Regions from separate parts of the Homo sapiens genome. Here region 2 is linked to region 1. A link is a loop called in an ENCODE intact Hi-C map of the cell type or tissue named here. Cell type or tissue: dorsolateral prefrontal cortex. All regions are shown on one strand.

The links. A loop is a pair of places that touch in the nucleus more often than their neighbours do. Peaks named below come from ENCODE experiments on the same cell type or tissue, not always from the same donor. Only the 100,000 strongest peaks of a DNase experiment are listed, where the experiment ranks them.
Region 2: a loop joins it to region 1, with 1.9 times the contacts of the local background. A loop is called at or near these places in 2 of 110 quality-filtered maps.

The regions. Positions count from the first base shown.
Region 1 is chr7:570,326-578,325 of GRCh38, forward strand. All of the region lies in intron 9 of PRKAR1B (protein kinase cAMP-dependent type I regulatory subunit beta), which reads right to left. Among named protein-coding and RNA genes, the nearest start is that of PRKAR1B-AS2, 12 kb to the left of the region's middle. RefSeq lists enhancers at 1,791-2,559, 2,560-3,329. In dorsolateral prefrontal cortex, no CTCF peak of the experiment used is centred here; a DNase peak (open chromatin) is centred at 4,932; H3K4me3 peaks cover 760 bases; H3K27ac peaks cover 1,006 bases.
Region 2 is chr7:745,750-753,749 of GRCh38, forward strand. The region is part of intron 4 of DNAAF5 (dynein axonemal assembly factor 5); the gene reads left to right. Among named protein-coding and RNA genes, the nearest start is that of PRKAR1B, 22 kb to the left of the region's middle. RefSeq lists an enhancer at 6,076-7,275. In dorsolateral prefrontal cortex, no CTCF peak of the experiment used is centred here; DNase peaks (open chromatin) are centred at 3,542 and 3,697; H3K27ac peaks cover 742 bases.

The sequences.
Region 1 (8,000 bases):
CCAGGCAGAATGTTATAAAGCGACTTTCATACCCCCCGTCAAGGAGCTCGGGGGGCCTGGGAGCCTTCCCTGCCCAGGGTTTGCAGCTCCGCTCTTGCGTAGCCTCGCCCCACCCTCCCGCGCTCCTGTGTCCCCGAGGCTGTCAGGATGCCCTCCATCTGGCAGACTCCTACTCCTACTTCAATACCCGTCCCCCCACTGCCTGCCCAGCAGTCCCCGAGCCCTCCCTCATCCCCCGCCGTCCCCTCAGGGTGACTGCCCTGTGCTGTGGCCGGCCTGCTCCTGTCTGGTTTATTCGCCACGTGGCACGGCCCTCGGCAAAGCAGCTGGACTATCTCCCTCCTCTGCAAATCAGCCCCCAACTCCGGCCATTGCGGCCGTCACACCCAGAGTAACGCTGGCGTTCCAACCCCGGTCAGCAGAGCTCTGCAACCGGAGCCCCCCAGACTCACCCTGCCCGCTCTCCCACCTTGGACCGCTGCCTGCAGCCCCCTCCCTCCCGGTATCCAGGCCCCTGCCCCACGGCCCCCACCACCCTCCCTGCAGCCCAAGCGACACCACTCCCAGCACTCTCTGTGTCGGGTCCTGCTTCACGTCTCTTCCAAGCCCTCATGTCCTTCCAAAGCATCTCACGCCCCTAGAACGCCAGCCGGAGAGAGGACAGGGCGTGTCTGCGGCCCACGGCATCTCTCCAGCCCCGGGACCGGAGCTGATGCCTGGGAAACATGTATGGCTTAGGCCCCTGTGGCTCCGGCACTCCAGCAGAGCCTCCTCCAGAAGGCGGCCCCAAAAGAGCGACAAGTAGGAACTGAAAGGGCCACCACAAGTAAGCAGCACCACGAGTAAGCAGCAACGCTTCAAAATGTGGCACCGGCACTGTCCAAGACCCCAGCCAGGAGCCTCGCAGCGCAGGCCGGGTCTGTCCGAGACCCCAGCCAGGAGCCTCGCGGTACAGGCTGGGTCCCAGCTGACCCCACCCGATGACGGGGTGTGCACGGGGTCCTCCAGGGGTGCTGTTTTGCAGGGGTCCCTTTCCTAAAAGCATCCAGCAGCGACCCGTGGATTTTGAACAATGGGCCGTCCCCTGGTTCAGGCGTCGGCGGGGAGGAGGCGCGGGGCTCTGATGAGCCAGGAAAAGTTCCCAGGCCCAAGGGCAGCTTTGCAACGTGTTGTTTTGCAGTTGTTTCAACGTTGTGGACATTCATAAAATTAATTTGCTAAGAGAGGAGATAAATCCACTCTAGCATTCCCATAGCAACACCTCCCAGGCCGCTGCCGCCCCGTATAGGAGGAAGCTGGGGAATTTCGGTCTCGGGATTTTTACGGGGAACCGGCTCCCGGGGTCCAGCTGCCCCCAGGCTGTGGGGAGGTCTCCGGGAGGGGAACTCCAGGGGCCTGGAAAAGCAGGCGTGCGGCCCCAGATGGAGGAATGTGCGCAGGGAACCTGAGATGGTGCCCGGGCGGGCACCGCCCCACCCAGCCCCGGCCGAATGCCGCTCCACTTTCCCGTCCGCGGTGAGGTGACGGAACAGCTGGACCGTCCCCGCCTCCGGGAGCCCGCACAGCCCTGGCACACACTGCCGCCTCTCCGCTAGGCCCTGGACGCCACTCTCACTGGGGAGCGAGCCGGGTGTCCGCCGGAGGCAGGGCACAGAGATGACACTTCTGCTCCCATTGCCACAGGACCGAGGACTCTGTCCCCATTTAGAGCTCCTGGGGCCTGGGGCTGCCCCCCAACCTTTGGTAAGAGCCCCTAGAAATATCCAGCTCCCCTCACCCCGAGGCTGACGGCAGGTGCAGGCCTCACAAGGACGCAGGACGCCCAGGCCCTGGGGCTCAGGGCTCCCGCTGACGCACAGGGTGCGGTGGGTACCATAGCTCTCCATCTCCATGTCTGCAGCTCCCAAGGTTCACAACCCACAGGCCTGCGGAGGAGTGACCGCTCCAGTCTGCTGAGAATATTTTCCAACAGCTGTGGGGATCGGGTGTCTGAGGGGCTGGCAGCTCCCCACAGCTTCAGAGACAGCGGGCGTGACCCCGTGGGGTTGGGGACAAGGAAAAGCAGCCTCCACCCAGGAGGGGCCTGCTCCTGCAGAGAGACCCGCGGGGGTCTCGGGAGTTGGGGTTCCTGCAGCCTGGCCCTGCCTTCCCAGCTGCCTCCATGGCGCCCAGCTCAGCTCTGCAGTGGAGTTGCCCCCGAGGCCTGCAGGTATTCATGCCTCACAGGTGTGAGCAGGGGCTGTTTTCCACACCTGTGCGGGGCTGGGGTCCCCACACCTGAGGGAAATCAGCTCCCAAAACAATCACATCTTCGGGCGGAGTGGGAGCAAGGCACAGCAGGCTGCCATTGCAGACTGGGCCAGCCCTCACTGGCGTCCACCCTGGAGAGCCGAGGGGAGCAGGAGGCCCCAGGTGGAGGGTAGGCGGGAGGAGAGAAAGGTGAGGCGGGAGCTCCGTGGCCCTACAGGGATGAGGCCTCATGCACAGGGCATCTGCGACCCACCAAGGCCGTGATTTACAAAACAATGTGCTTTAGAAACTGCTGGAGGAAGAATGACAGTGAGCAGACAGGGCAGGACGCCGGCCCCAGGGAGAGCGAGGGACCGGCATCTCCTCCACGCGCTGCTTCAAGAAAAACAAACGGCGGCCACGAGGGCAGCCACTGAGCCTCCAGCGCCTGCCGAGAAGCCGCCCCACCGGCCGGGCCCCGCCGCACCTGTCTGATGCTGTCGGTGGCCGCCCTGGACGTGCGGTCCACAGCTGGAAACCGCAATAAGCTGCGAAGCGCGTCGGTTCCGAGCCTCTGATCCCTGCACCCCGGGGTCACACTGACTTACCAAATTTGGCTGATCACAGAGGAAAAGTGAAAAAGATCCAGGTTGCCAAGGAGACCCTTTCAAATACATTTTACAGCGCTATGAAAGCGATACCTTCCCTCGGGTTGAGTTTCGTCCCGGAGGACGTGCAAGGCGCTGTTTTATGTGAATCTGCACAGCCCCCCTCACCTCCCCTCCCGACCCCCACACACTCTGTCAGTGGTCAGGGCACCCTGCGCAGCGCTCTGCTCTCCCCACAGACACCAGCAGGCCCCTCCCCACATGCCCCTCCTCAGAGCCTTTCCGGGAAGCCTGTGCAGGAGCGCGTGGGGGCTCCTGCGGAGGGGCAGCCAGCATCTGACCCCAGCACCCCTCCTGGGGACTCTGCAGAGAGCCTGTAGAACCTCCGGGAAGCAGCTGTTCCCAACACAAAACCACACTGCCGGAGAGCCGGGTGAGCCCCCCAAGATCACGAAAATCAGCCGTAACGGCCTTCAGCAGATGTGCCACTGCGGGGCCTGGCTCCCACAGCCCGCAAAACACCCAAGAAGGTAAAATCCGAGTCGTCAACCAGGGAGTGGACAGAGGGTCAGAAAGCGGAAAACACTGGAAGTTGTGCTCGCAAGACTGGGATCGCGGAGTCGGGCACACCCATGGTGGAGGCACAGCTGGCAGAGCCTCCCAGCTGCGGGAGGCAGCGTCTGCCCCTCGCCGGTCCCCACACCTGTCCTCAGCCGATGACCCCGGCGTGGATGTGGAGGGCGTGGCTGGCAGAATCCCCCCGCCGGGGTGCGGTTGGGTCACACGCGGTGTGCGTGGGGGGCTCCCAGGACGCCCGGCACATACTCAACACTCAGAACACGCCGCGCGACTCGGTGATGCCATCTCCTCTGTTCAGGGGTGAGAACACCGCGCGTGCGGCCTTGATCTGCTCTCTGTGAAGACGCACCCACGATCCACGCCCCCCACACACATTTTCATGATTTTCCTACACGGGTCCTTGGGCTCAGCTGGGAGGGGCCTTGCTCTGCAGTGAATAATGGGTGATTGTCTGAATCAGCCACAGCTACCCATTCTCTCAGTTTCAAGACCATTAAAGCCGAGGCTGCCAACTCAGAAGCCCCCGAGTGCCTGCAGAGACGGCTGAGAAGCCGAGAGCAGGGCAGGGCAGGGGCTGAGAAAGCTGGGAAGCCTTTCACACCAGAAGGGGCATCTGCCTCTCAGCTCCAGCTGGGTAGGGCCAGACAGGGCTGCAGGTCCAGTGTGGCCGGATGTCAGATTTTTAAAGAGAATTAACAGATCCAGATTTTTTTTTTTTTTTGAGACAGGCTCTTGCTCTGTGGCCCAGGCTGGAGTACAATGGCGTGATCTCAGCTCACTGCAATCTCTGCCTCCTGGGTTCAAGTGATTCTTATGCCTCAGCCTCCCAGTAGCCGGGATTACAGGCACCTGCTACCACACCCGGCTAATTTTTGTATTTTTAGTAGAGATGGGGTTTCACCATGTTGGCCAGGCTGATCTTGAAGTCCTGACCTCAAGTGATCCATCTGCCTCAGCCTCCCAAAGTGCTGGGATTATAGGCGTGAGCCACCACGCCTGGCCAGCGACCCAGATTTTTATGTGAAATCTCCTGACTATAAAATATCAACAAGTAATCCAAATGTTTAAAAAAACACTGCACAGGCCAACACAAATTTGTCTCTGGGCCAGATTGAGCCTGTAAGCACCAGTTTCTTGTCAATGGTTGTAAAACCTAGAGCAACTAAAGATATCTGCCTTTCCACCTGTCACCGCAGTCGTCCTGCTGGCGGTGGAGCGGCCGGGAGAGCCACCGCCATTGCTCTGTTGTCTAGGCAAGGAAGGGCTCTACTGACGTACTAATTTCAGTAGCGAGAACTGGTGATAACTGAGAAGCCATTCCTGAAGTCAGCGACTTAAACCACAATTTGTTGTTACCCTTCACAGTTCGGGGGTTGGAGGGGCTCAGCCGGGCGGTTCTCACTCGGGGTCTCCCCTGGGGTTGCATCCAGATGGAGGCAGGGGTGACCTCATCGGAAGACCCAGCTGGCGGGACGTCCAAGATGGCACAGTCATATGGCAGCTGTTGACACTGGGCATTCACGGCTGTGCTGGCTGAGGCTGGGGCTGCGCTGGCTGGGTATGCGTCTCAGAGCACAGCTGCTGGGCCCCAAGAAGAGCATCCCGGGAGCAGGGCTCCCAGAGGCTGTGGTGGAAGCTGTAAGGCTTTGGAGCACCCAGTCTTGGGTAACCTACGACATCATTCCACTGCATTCTGTCTGTCAAGTGTGTACCTAAGCCAGCCCAGCATCAAGGGGAGGGGGTTAGACTCCCCTTTTCCACAGGAAAGACAGCCAAGAATTTGAAGCCATCTTTTTTTGTTTTTGGTTTTGGTTTTGGTTTTGAGACAGGGTCTCTCTCTGTTGCCCAGGCTGGAGTGCAATGGCGCAATCATAGCTCACTGTAGCCTTGAACTCCTGAGCTCAAGCGATCCTCCCGCCTCCGCCTCCCAAGTAGCTGGGACTACAGGCGTGCACCACCACACCCAGCTAATTTTTTCACCTGTCTTATGGTGCTGATAATTTTTAAATTTTTAGTAGAGATGGGGTCTCACTATGTTGCCCAGGCTGGTCTTGAATGCCTGGGCTCGAGTGATCCTCTTCCTACCTTGGCCTCCCAAAGTGCTGGGATTACAGCATGAGCCACCGTGCCCAACAGCCGCCTTTAATACACCAGATTTCAGCTGTCGGTTTGCAATCCTCTCCTCTGCTCACGGGCGAACATGACGCTGGCATCCTCTCCTCTGCTCATGGGCAAATGTGCACGCTGGCATCCTCTGCTCTGCACATGGGTGGGTGTGCATGCTGGCATCCTCTCCTCTGCACACGGGCAAATGTGCACACAGGCATCCTCTCCTCTGCACACAGGTGGGCGTGCACGCTGGCATAGTCTCCTCTGCACACGGGCGGGCGTGCACGCTGGCATCCTCTCCTCTGCAGACGGGCGGGCGTGCACGCTGGCATCCTCTCCTCTGCACATGGGCAGGCGTGCACGCTGGCATCCTCTCCTCTGCACACGGGCGGGTGTGCACGCTGGAATCACGGCTGGGGTCACTCCCCTCTCGGGGCCCGCCAGAGCCTCCTTCAACGCTGGCCAGAATAATCACTTGGGCTGCCTGTGGTTTCATCCTTTCCCTCCTCCTTCTCTCCTTTTAAAGAAGCATCACTGTTGAACGAGTCCTCTACTCTACCGACCGGAAATACTGCCTGATAACGGCTCCCCCGCAAGGACCCCCTTCGTGAATGTCCGTGCAGCCTGCTGTACTTTTAGGTTGGAGACAAGCATCATTCCTTCATGCATTCATTAATTCATTCACACAATGAGCATTCTGGGACGTGGAGACGGAAGTGACTCAGGTCCGGGAACCCCAAATCCACCGTGTGGAGCTCCGTGAAGCTGGCTGCCCTGTCGAGACCTGCCTTGGTGCTTCTTCCAGGTCAGCAGAAATCTCCCGGCATCTCGGATGCCCCAGCCGGCCTGGTGCCCTCTGGCCTCTGCTGTTTCTCCTGCTCTACCCCAGCCTTCCAGATCTTTCCTTATGGTAGAGCCGCAGTGGGAAGCACCGGGAATGAGGGGCGGGAGAGGCCCTGAATGTGCCCCTCAGGGAAGGGTAGTGAGGATTTGCAGGTGCAGGGGCCCGAGCCTGGGTCTCCAGCGAAACACACACTTCCTTCCCGCAGGCTCTTACTCCAGCCTCCTGCTTTTCGGCCTGTGTTCCAGCGGTGGTGAGCATCTTCCAACGCCATCAGCGGCCTCGTCCAACGCCATCAGCGGCCTCATCCAACTCCATCAGTCGCCTCACCCAACGCCATCAGCGGCCCCGTCCAACTCCATCAGTCACCTCACCCAATGCCATCAGCGGCCTCATCCAACTCCATCAACGGCCTCGTCCAACGCCATCAGCGGCCCCGTCCAACTCCATCAGCGGCCCCAGCCGCATTGCTGGGCTTCTGTTGTTTCGAACCAAGACACTGGCTCCCGAATTTGCCGAAGTTGCCAAACATCCACTGGGACTTGAGCTCTTTGCTGACCTCCTGTTTCTTTCCAGCAGCCCCCAGGGCAGAGAGGTGCCCTCCTTCTGGACCCAAAATGATCCTCGTCACTGCCCACAGCTGCGGGTGTTTCGGCGAGGACGGGACCTTAAACTCCGCCACCCTGACGCACGCATTTCCCGATGACAGGTACAGAGTTGGGGCGTGTGCTTAGGGAGCATGCAAGCGTGAGATCCTGCTCACCCTTGAGGGCCGGAGACATGGGGAACATGTCAGACACACGGGAGCATACGTGTAGCTCTGCAGAGCCGGGCAGGTCACCACACAGCCTGGACAGGTCACTCATTCCTGCCCGGGGCCACCTGGGGAGGGGGTTCCTCTCAGGGAGGCCCCAGGCAGAGCCTCCGGACGACGGACGCACTGCCGGCCCTGGGGTTCCGGCCCAGTTCCTGCAGCATGAATCCGAAGGGAGGGGGCTTCAGATCGCCGGGCAGGCCACAGTTCAAACAACCATGGGGCACAGGTGATGCATGTGGGCCCCAAAGTGGGGCTTAGCCCACGAGGGTTCTTGACTTTGCCCAGGACAGGATTCAAGGGCCAGCAGGAGGTGGAATGAACAGCTTTACTGAGGTGGCAGTGTTTGGTGTTACAGCTCGGAGCCGCTCCCGCTAGGCAGTGCGCTGAGGGTAGCAGCTCAGGGCGCTTTTGCAGTCCCATTTATACCCACTTTAAATTATGTGCACATTAAGGGGTGGGTTATACACAGCTCTCTGGTTAAGGGTGGTAATTTTCCGGGTCATCAGACCACATTGCCATGGAAAGGGGCGGGAGCGCCCGGGTGTTGTCATGGCAACGGTAAACTGACAATGGTGCACGGGTGGGCGTGGCTTACGGAGAGTGGCTTGCACCCTGGCCCTGTTTTAGCCAGTCCTCAATTAGGTCCAGTGTCCCAGCCCCACCTCTGGAGTCGAGTCCCACCTGCTAACTCTCAGGCACGGAGTCCCTCGCCGGCACCCGGAATGGGAGTTCACACGCGAATTCCTGCCGTGTCCTCAGGACAGCTGCTCGGCCCACCCAACAGTCTGCGTGCGGCCACCACGGACTGCGGCCCCAG
Region 2 (8,000 bases), 180 kb after region 1:
GTACATACACATCCTGCCCTACCCCGCCAACTGTCTGGCCCTGCTAGTAGGTTCCCGGAAGGGGCTTCCTCCCTGTGGTGGAAACACAGGCTCTTTGGAGGCTGCCTGATTTAGAATTGGTTCAAGGACTTGGGAATGTTCCTGACTGATAATTACAAAAACACAGTTAGTTATCCGTGCCGAGGCGTAGAGAGTGTCGTTAGGCACAGAACTTTTGTTTCAAGTGGAGCAGAGTAAATTTAGAATTGAATGACAGTCAGTCAGTCGCATAAGCACTACGTTGTGTTAGATTTTTGGCATTTTCTCCTCAAATTACTTTTCTCCAGTCTGTAGATTTGAATTTTAAATACGATTTCTCAGATTTTTTTCTACAGTATTTTAAATGTCAGATCAGAAGATTTTTTGAGTCTCTTCCTCAGAAGTTTGCACTGGCCCTGTATTGCCAAGCACACACCCTCCCTGCCGTCCTGCCACCCCCCGCCTGCCGTGCCCAGGGTCTGTGACGCTCTCCTTACTGTCTTGCCCCCCCCTGCCCGCTGGGCCCAGGCTCTGTGTCCTCACTTTCCCCCGCCCGTCATGCCCAGGGCCTGTGACGCCCTCCTTACCGTCCTGCTGCCCCCCACCCAACATGCCCAGGGCCTGTGACGCCCTCCTTACCGTCCTGCTGCCCCCCACCCAACATGCCCAGGGCCTGTGACGCCCTCCTTACCGTCCTGCTGCCCCCCACCCAACATGCCCAGGGTTTGTGACGCCCTCCTTACCGTCCTGCCCTGTCCAGCGTCTGTGTCATCCCTTTCCCCCGCCCGCCGTGCCCAGGCTCTGTGTCGTCCCTTTTCCCCGCCCGTCGTGCCTAGGGACTGTGACGCCCTCCTTACGGTCCTGCCACCCCCCACCCACCTTGCCCAGGGTCTGTGACGTCCTTACCATCCTGCCACCCCCTGCCCACCCTGCCCAGGGTCTGTGATAGCCCTTCCCCCGGGACCACGCTGCATTCACCCTTCAGGGCTGCAGCTCTGTGAGTTTTGAGCAGCACCGCCTCTGTCCCCTGCATGTGGGCATCTCCACCGCCCAGAACTGCTCATGGGCCCTGGCACTGCTGCTGTGGGCTGCGTCCTGTGTGTCCCTTCCAGGATGTCACTTGCATGAGGTTGTGGGAGCGTGGCCGCTGGCGTCTGCTCTTTCCTCTCTGTGTCGGAGGCTCATGCATGGCACCTGTGTCTGCAGCACTTTCCTTCTTCGCGTGAGTCACGTTCCCTCCCGTGGATGGACCATCTGGTCACCAGCAGGGGCATATTCGGGTCCTTTCTAGTTTTTGGCCATCACAGGTAAAGCTGATGTAAACACTTGCAGACTGGTTTTTGTGAGAGTGTTTTATTGGATAAACACTCAGGCGTGGGGTTGCTGGGCCATAGGTACAGTCCTTACTTTGTTAGAAACTCACCACACACTGTTTTCCACACCCTTCGCGCCATGTCGCATCCCCACGGGCACTGGATGAGATTTCCAGGTGCTGCAGTCAGGCCAGCGTGTGGGGTGGAGTTTGCTGTTTTTAGTGTGTCGGTTGGTGTGCAGTGTTGGCACACGGTGTTGGTGTCCAGTGTTGACACACGGTATTGGGGTTTGCTGTTTTTAGTGTGTCCAGCTGGTGTGCAATGGTGGCACAGGGTGTTGGTGGGGTTTGCTATTTTCAGCGTGTCCGGCTGGTGTGCAGTGGTGGCCCACGGTGTTGGTGGGGTTTGCTGTTTTTACCGTGTCTGGCTGGTGTGCAGTGTTGTCACACAGGGTTGGTGGGGTTTGCTGTTTTTAGTGTATCCAGCTGGTGTGCAGTGTTGTCACACAGGGTTGGTGGGGTTTGCTGTTTTTAGTGTGTCCAGTTGGTGTGCAGTGGTGGCCCACAGTGTTGGTGGGGTTTGCTGGTTTCAGTGTGTCCGGCTGGTGTGCAGTGGTGGCCCACGGTGTTGGTGGGGTTTGCTGGTTTCAGCATGTCCGGCTGGTGTGCAGTGGTGGCCCACGGTGTTGGTGGGGTTTGCTGGTTTCAGCGTGTCCGGCTGGTGTGCAGTGTTGTCACACAGGGTTGGTGGGGTTTGCTGGTTTCAGTGTGTCCAGTTGGTGTGCAGTGGTGGCCCACGGTGTTGGTGGGGTTTGCTGGTTTGAGCGTGTCCGGCTGGTGTGCAGTGGTGGCCCACGGTGTTGGTGGGGTTTGCTGGTTTCAGCGTGTCCGGCTGGTGTGCAGTGTTGTCACACAGGGTTGGTGGGGTTTGCTGGTTTCAGTGTGTCCAGTTGGTGTGCAGTGGTGGCCCACGGTGTTGGTGGGGTTTGCTGGTTTGAGCGTGTCCGGCTGGTGTGCAGTGGTGGCCCACGGTGTTGGTGGGGTTTGCTGGTTTCAGCGTGTCCGGCTGGTGTGCAGTGTTGTCACACAGGGTTGGTGGGGTTTGCTGGTTTCAGTGTGTCCAGTTGGTGTGCAGTGGTGGCCCACGGTGTTGGTGGGGTTTGCTGGTTTGAGCGTGTCCGGCTGGTGTGCAGTGGTGGCCCACGGTGTTGGTGGGGTTTGCTGGTTTCAGCGTGTCCGGCTAGTGTGCAGTGGTGGCCCATGGTGTTTTACTTTGCGATTCCCTAATGAGAGGACATTGGGGCCTTTTCCTGTGCTGTGGTGTGCTTCTGTGCACCCGTACGTCGTCTTTGGTGGCCATTCAGAACTGCCATCCATTAAATCGAGTTCTGTGTTTCTGAGTGCGGAGTTTGAGGACCCCTTCCGTGCTCTGGATGCAGGTCCCTCATCAGACTGTTTTAGGCTCCACAGCCAGGCCTCAGCTCCAGCTCCCGCTCCTCTCCTCAGAGCTCCGGCAGCTGCCGCCCCCATCCCCCCTGCTCTGTTTCCTCCTGCCCCCTACCACAGTGGAGGTGCTCCTTCTCCTCGGTGGACTCGGGCCCTGTGCTCACCTCACCGCTCGCTCCAGGGGCCAGTCTGTCTGCTGCCATCCTCTGCACCCAGAGGCGGTGAGCCAGGCTTAGTGGCTCTGTGAGCACCCAGCGAGCTGATGAGTGGCTGCGTGTCCTGTCTTACCAGCAAGAACGGACAGTCCAACCGTGTGGTTGGGTTGCCGAGTGCGTGAACAGGCAAAGTTCGGTAATATTTTCAGACCACTGCTAATGCAGACGGTGCTCAGAGGTAATGACCTATCAATAAGGAATTCACATGGGCCTGGATCTGAAGTTTCATCAGAGTCCAGTTTTCCTGTTTCCTAAGAAAATAAGGTACACACCATGTGGAAATATAATTCGTACCATATAATTTGTTGTTAGCTTTGCAGACACAGCGTAAGTTTCCATTAACAGCACTGAAACCTCCGCCTTAAAAACCAAGCTTCGTGCTGGGAGGGTTGGGAGGGCACCACTTACCGTCCTCAAGTCGGTCATTTCCCTGAACAGAGTGCCCTTCTCACACGGAAGCACACGTTCACGCCTGGTGTGTATCTGACAATCACACTGCCAGCCGCCAGCAGCAGATGGCTTGGTGACAGCGGCTCCAGAGTCCTTTCTGCTTTGAGATTATCCCTCTGTTAAGATTGTTTTCCTTGGCAATGCCTGAGCGTAAAGGAAAGCGTCTCGATGCTGGTGAGTGGCCGGCCAGAGCTTTTCACACAGGAGGACAGAGTTGGCTCTTCTTAAAGCCTGACTTAGAAGTGAGCAGGGTTCCCTGTGGATGAACGCTGCCACGTGACAGCCTTCCCCCTTCATTCTCCTGTTCTGCCTTGGAGCTCGCACCCATTCTGCTTTGCTTGTGTGTTTCATCCATGTGTTTGGAAAGATGGAAGCTTGAATGGAAATTGTCAGAAACGTTACGTTGTGCAAATGGGCTGGAAAAGCTGGTTAACATTGTTTGAAGCCAGCAAGGTCCCACGAGCATTGGCCCACTCTGAGTTAGCCGGGGGTGTTACAGAAGAAGGAACTTCTTTTTCTTTTTTTGAGGCAGACTTGCTCTGTCACCCAGGCTGGAGTGCAGTGGTGCGATCCCAGCTCACTGCAACCTCCGCCTCCCAGATTCAGGCAACTACTGTCCTGCCTCAGCCTCCCGAGTAGCTGTGATTACAGACGCGCACCACCGCACCTGGATAATTTTTGTGTTTTTAGTAGAGACAGGGTTTCACCATATCAGTCAGGCTGGTCTCCAACTCCTGGCCTCAGGTGATCCACCCGCCTTGGCCTCCCAAAGTGCTAGGATTACAGGTGTGAGCCACGGTGCCCAGCCTATGTCTGCTATAATATTAAGTATAGAAAAACAGGCTTCAGAACCATGTTCAGAAGCATGTGCTGAGTAACAGCGTTTGAGTCCATAAGGACCACGTGGAGGAGGGTGGTCCCCTCTGATAGTAACATTGTGTTTCTCCTTTTTCTGTGTTTGGAAACACTCACTCACTGTCTGTGCTACAGTTTCTGCGTGTTGAGTGCAGTCACCTGCTGCACAGGTTCGTGGCCTAGGAGCCTCACAGGCTATATCGCACAGCCCAGGCATCGCACAGCCAGGCACGTAGGAGGCTGCGCCATCTAGGCTTGTGTACGTCACTGTAGTACGTTCACACGGCAACGAAATCACCCAATGACGTGTTTCCCAGAACGCACCCCCCACCGTTCAGCAACGCTTGACTGTACCAGCGGTCCCCTGCCATTTTGGCACCAGGGACTGGTTTTGTGGAAGACAATTTTTCCATGGGTGGGGCAGGGAGCAGGGTGGTTTCAGGTTGAAATTGTTCTACCTCAGATCATGAGGCATTCAATTCTCATAAGGAGCACGTAACCCAGGTCCCTCACACGCACAGTTCACAGGAGGGTTTGCCCTCCCCTGAGAATCTCATGCCGCCACTGATCTGACAGGAGGTGGAGCTCAGGCGGTCACACTCCTTCACCATCTGCTCACCTCCTGCTGTGGGGCCCAGTTCCTAACAGGCCTTAAACCAGTCCCAGCCTGTGTCCAGGCCTTGCGTACCCCTGCCCAGCACCGGCCAGTATTTCTTTGGAAACACCCAGAAGCCCAGGTGCCCACAAAGCTCTGTTCAGCTGTCAGCAGACCCCTCCCCGGCTGTTCCTGGTCACGCATCTCTCATTTTGCAAACTTTCCAGAGCGGATCGTCATCAGGAAGAAAGGTGCAGCTGGGCGTGGTGGCGCATGCCTGTAATACTGAGGTCAAGAGTTCAAGACCAGGCTGGCCAACATGGTGAAACCCCATCTCTACTAAAAATACAAAACTTAGCCAGGTGTGGTGGCATGCACCTGTAGTACCAGCTACTCAGGAGGCTGAGACATGAGAATGGAGAATTGCCTGAACTCAGGAGGTGAAGGTTGCAGTGAGCTGAGATCGCACCATTGCACTCCAGCCTGGATGACAGAGCGAGACTGCATTTCAAAAAAAAACGAAGAGAGGTGTGTTTGCACCCTGGCTTTTTTGTTTTTTACAAAATGATGACAGGATCATTTAAACAGCCAGCAGAATTTTAATTATTTGGAACTAATTCCATAATACAGGATAAAAACAGAAAAATAACCAGAAAAAGGTTAAAAATGGGGTGTCCTGGTACAAGCTGTTCTTATTAAAACATACCCTTTAGCCTGGATGCAGTGGCTCACACCTGTAATCTTAGCACTTTGAGAGGCCGAGGCAGGAGGGTTACTTAAGCCCAGAAGGTCAGTGCTGCAGTGAGCTGTGATCGTACCACTGCACTCCAGCCTGGGTGACAGAGTGAGACCCTTTCTCTAAAAATAGAAAAAGACCCTTTAAATCCTGACATATCATGGTTTCATTTCTATCTTTACAGTTGTTCTGAATTTTTTTTTTTTTTTTTTTTTGAGATGGAGTCTCACTCTGTCGCCCAGGCTGGAGTGCAGTGGTGTAATCTTGGCTCACTGCAACCCCCACCTCCTGGGTTCAAGTGATTCTGCTGCCTCAGCCTCTGAGTAGCTGGGATTACAGGCGCTCGCCAGCACGACCGGCTTATTTTTTCTATTTTTAGTAGAGACGGGGTTTCACCATGTTAGTCAGGGTGGTCTTGAACTCCTGACCTCAGGTGACCCGCCTGCCTTGGCCTCGCAAAGTGCTGGGATTACAGGCATGAGCCACCGTGCCCGGCCTGAATTTTGAAGATCAGAATCTTTTCATCAAAGTCCCTGAAGGCTTTTCTGTAGAAATCGACAAACTGATTGTGAAATTCTCGTGGGCGTGCAAAGGACCCACAGCTGCCGAAACACTGGGGAGGAGTGAAGCTGAATGGCAGCAGGTCCTGGGTGCAAGACTCACAAAACCACAGTCATGGGGCCACGTGGTGTTGGCTTTCAGACCGATGAGCAGAACGAGAGCGTCCAGAAACAGGCGCCCGCACGCGGACCACTGACTTGATGAAGGCTCAAAGACCATTTAATGGCATCTTTTAATAAGGATACTGTAAATGATAGGATCACTCATACACCAGAAAGTGAACTTGGAGTCAAAAAATTAACCCCAGATGCGTCAGGGATCTGAAGGTAAAGCCCAGAACCGCAGAGCTAGGGCGAAGCCTTTGTGACAGTGGGCCGGGCCACACTTCGTGGGATACGTCCTCAAAAGACCGCAGAGTGATGACGAAGCCTTTGTCACCGCGGGCCGGGCCACGCTTCCCTGGGTGCATCCTCAAAAGACTGCAGAGTGACGACGAAGCCTTCGTGACCACGGGCCGGGCCACACTTCGCGGGATACGTCCTCAAAAGACCACAGAGTGATGACGAAGCCTTTGTCACCGCGGGCCGGGCCACGCTTCCCTGGGTGCATCCTCAAAAGACTGCAGAGTGACGACGAAGCCTTCGTGACCGCGGGCCAGGCCACGCTTCCCTGGGTGCATCCTCAAAAGACCGCAGAGCTAGGACGAAGGCTTCGTGACCGTGGGCCGGGCCACGCTTCCCTGGGTGCGTCCTCAAAAGACCGCTCTGTAACAGGGTAAAGCAATGTGTGGACTTCATCAAAATGAACACTTCTGCTTTTTCAAAGGCCTGTTGAAAAAACGAAAAGACAAACCAAAGACTGAGATGTTTGGAGATGATGTATGTAAGGATTTATCTCCAGAGTATAGGAAGAGCTCTTGAAACTCAGCAGGAAAACAATCCATTTTTTTAAATGGGCAGAAAACAATTTGGAAAGACCCTTTACCAGGGAAGATAGGCGGCAAACAAGCCTGTGAAGAAGACGCTCGGCGTCGTTAGTCATCGGGGAATGCAAAGGAAAAGCACACGGAAATGCCACTGTGCCTCTCGGACTGCTTTCAATTCAAGACTGAGCGTACCGCGTGCCGCTGAGAGTGGGAAGGAGCGCGGACTGGCTCAAACACTTTGGAAAATGGTTGGACAGTTTCTAAAACAGTTAAACGTGCACCTTCCCTGTGGCCCAGCCCTTCCACAGCTGGTATTTGTCCCGGCACAGTGAAAGCCCAGGCCACACAGACTTGCCCTGGACACCATTTGAATGCTTCTCCACAGAGGAGCGGGCACTAAACTGGCATCTCCCCAGAACAGGCCACTTCCCAGGTTCAGAAAGGAGCGGGCACAGGCGGGCCTCAGAAAACGATGCAGAGTGAAAGAAGCGGAGAAGGGAGGAGAGTGAACGAGAGGCTTCCACTTGTGTCAGGCTCTAGAAAGTGCAGCTCAGTCACGGGACAGATCCAGGGGTGCCGGGGTGCCTTGGGGGCTGCAGTGCAGAGGAGCAGAGGAAGCCGGGCGAAGGACGCAGCTGTCACCCCCACCATGCCGATGGCTTCGCAGCCGTGTCTCTCATATGGCGATGGCTTCGAAGGCATGTCTCTCTGATCATATGGGGACGGCTTCACAGACGTGTCTCTCATCATATGGGGACGGCTTCACAGGCGTATCTCTGTCATCATATGGCGATGGCTTCGCAGGCTTGTCTCTCTGATCATATGGGGACGGCTTCGCAGGCGTGTCTCTCTCATATGGGGACGGCTTCGCAGGCGTGTCTCTCTGA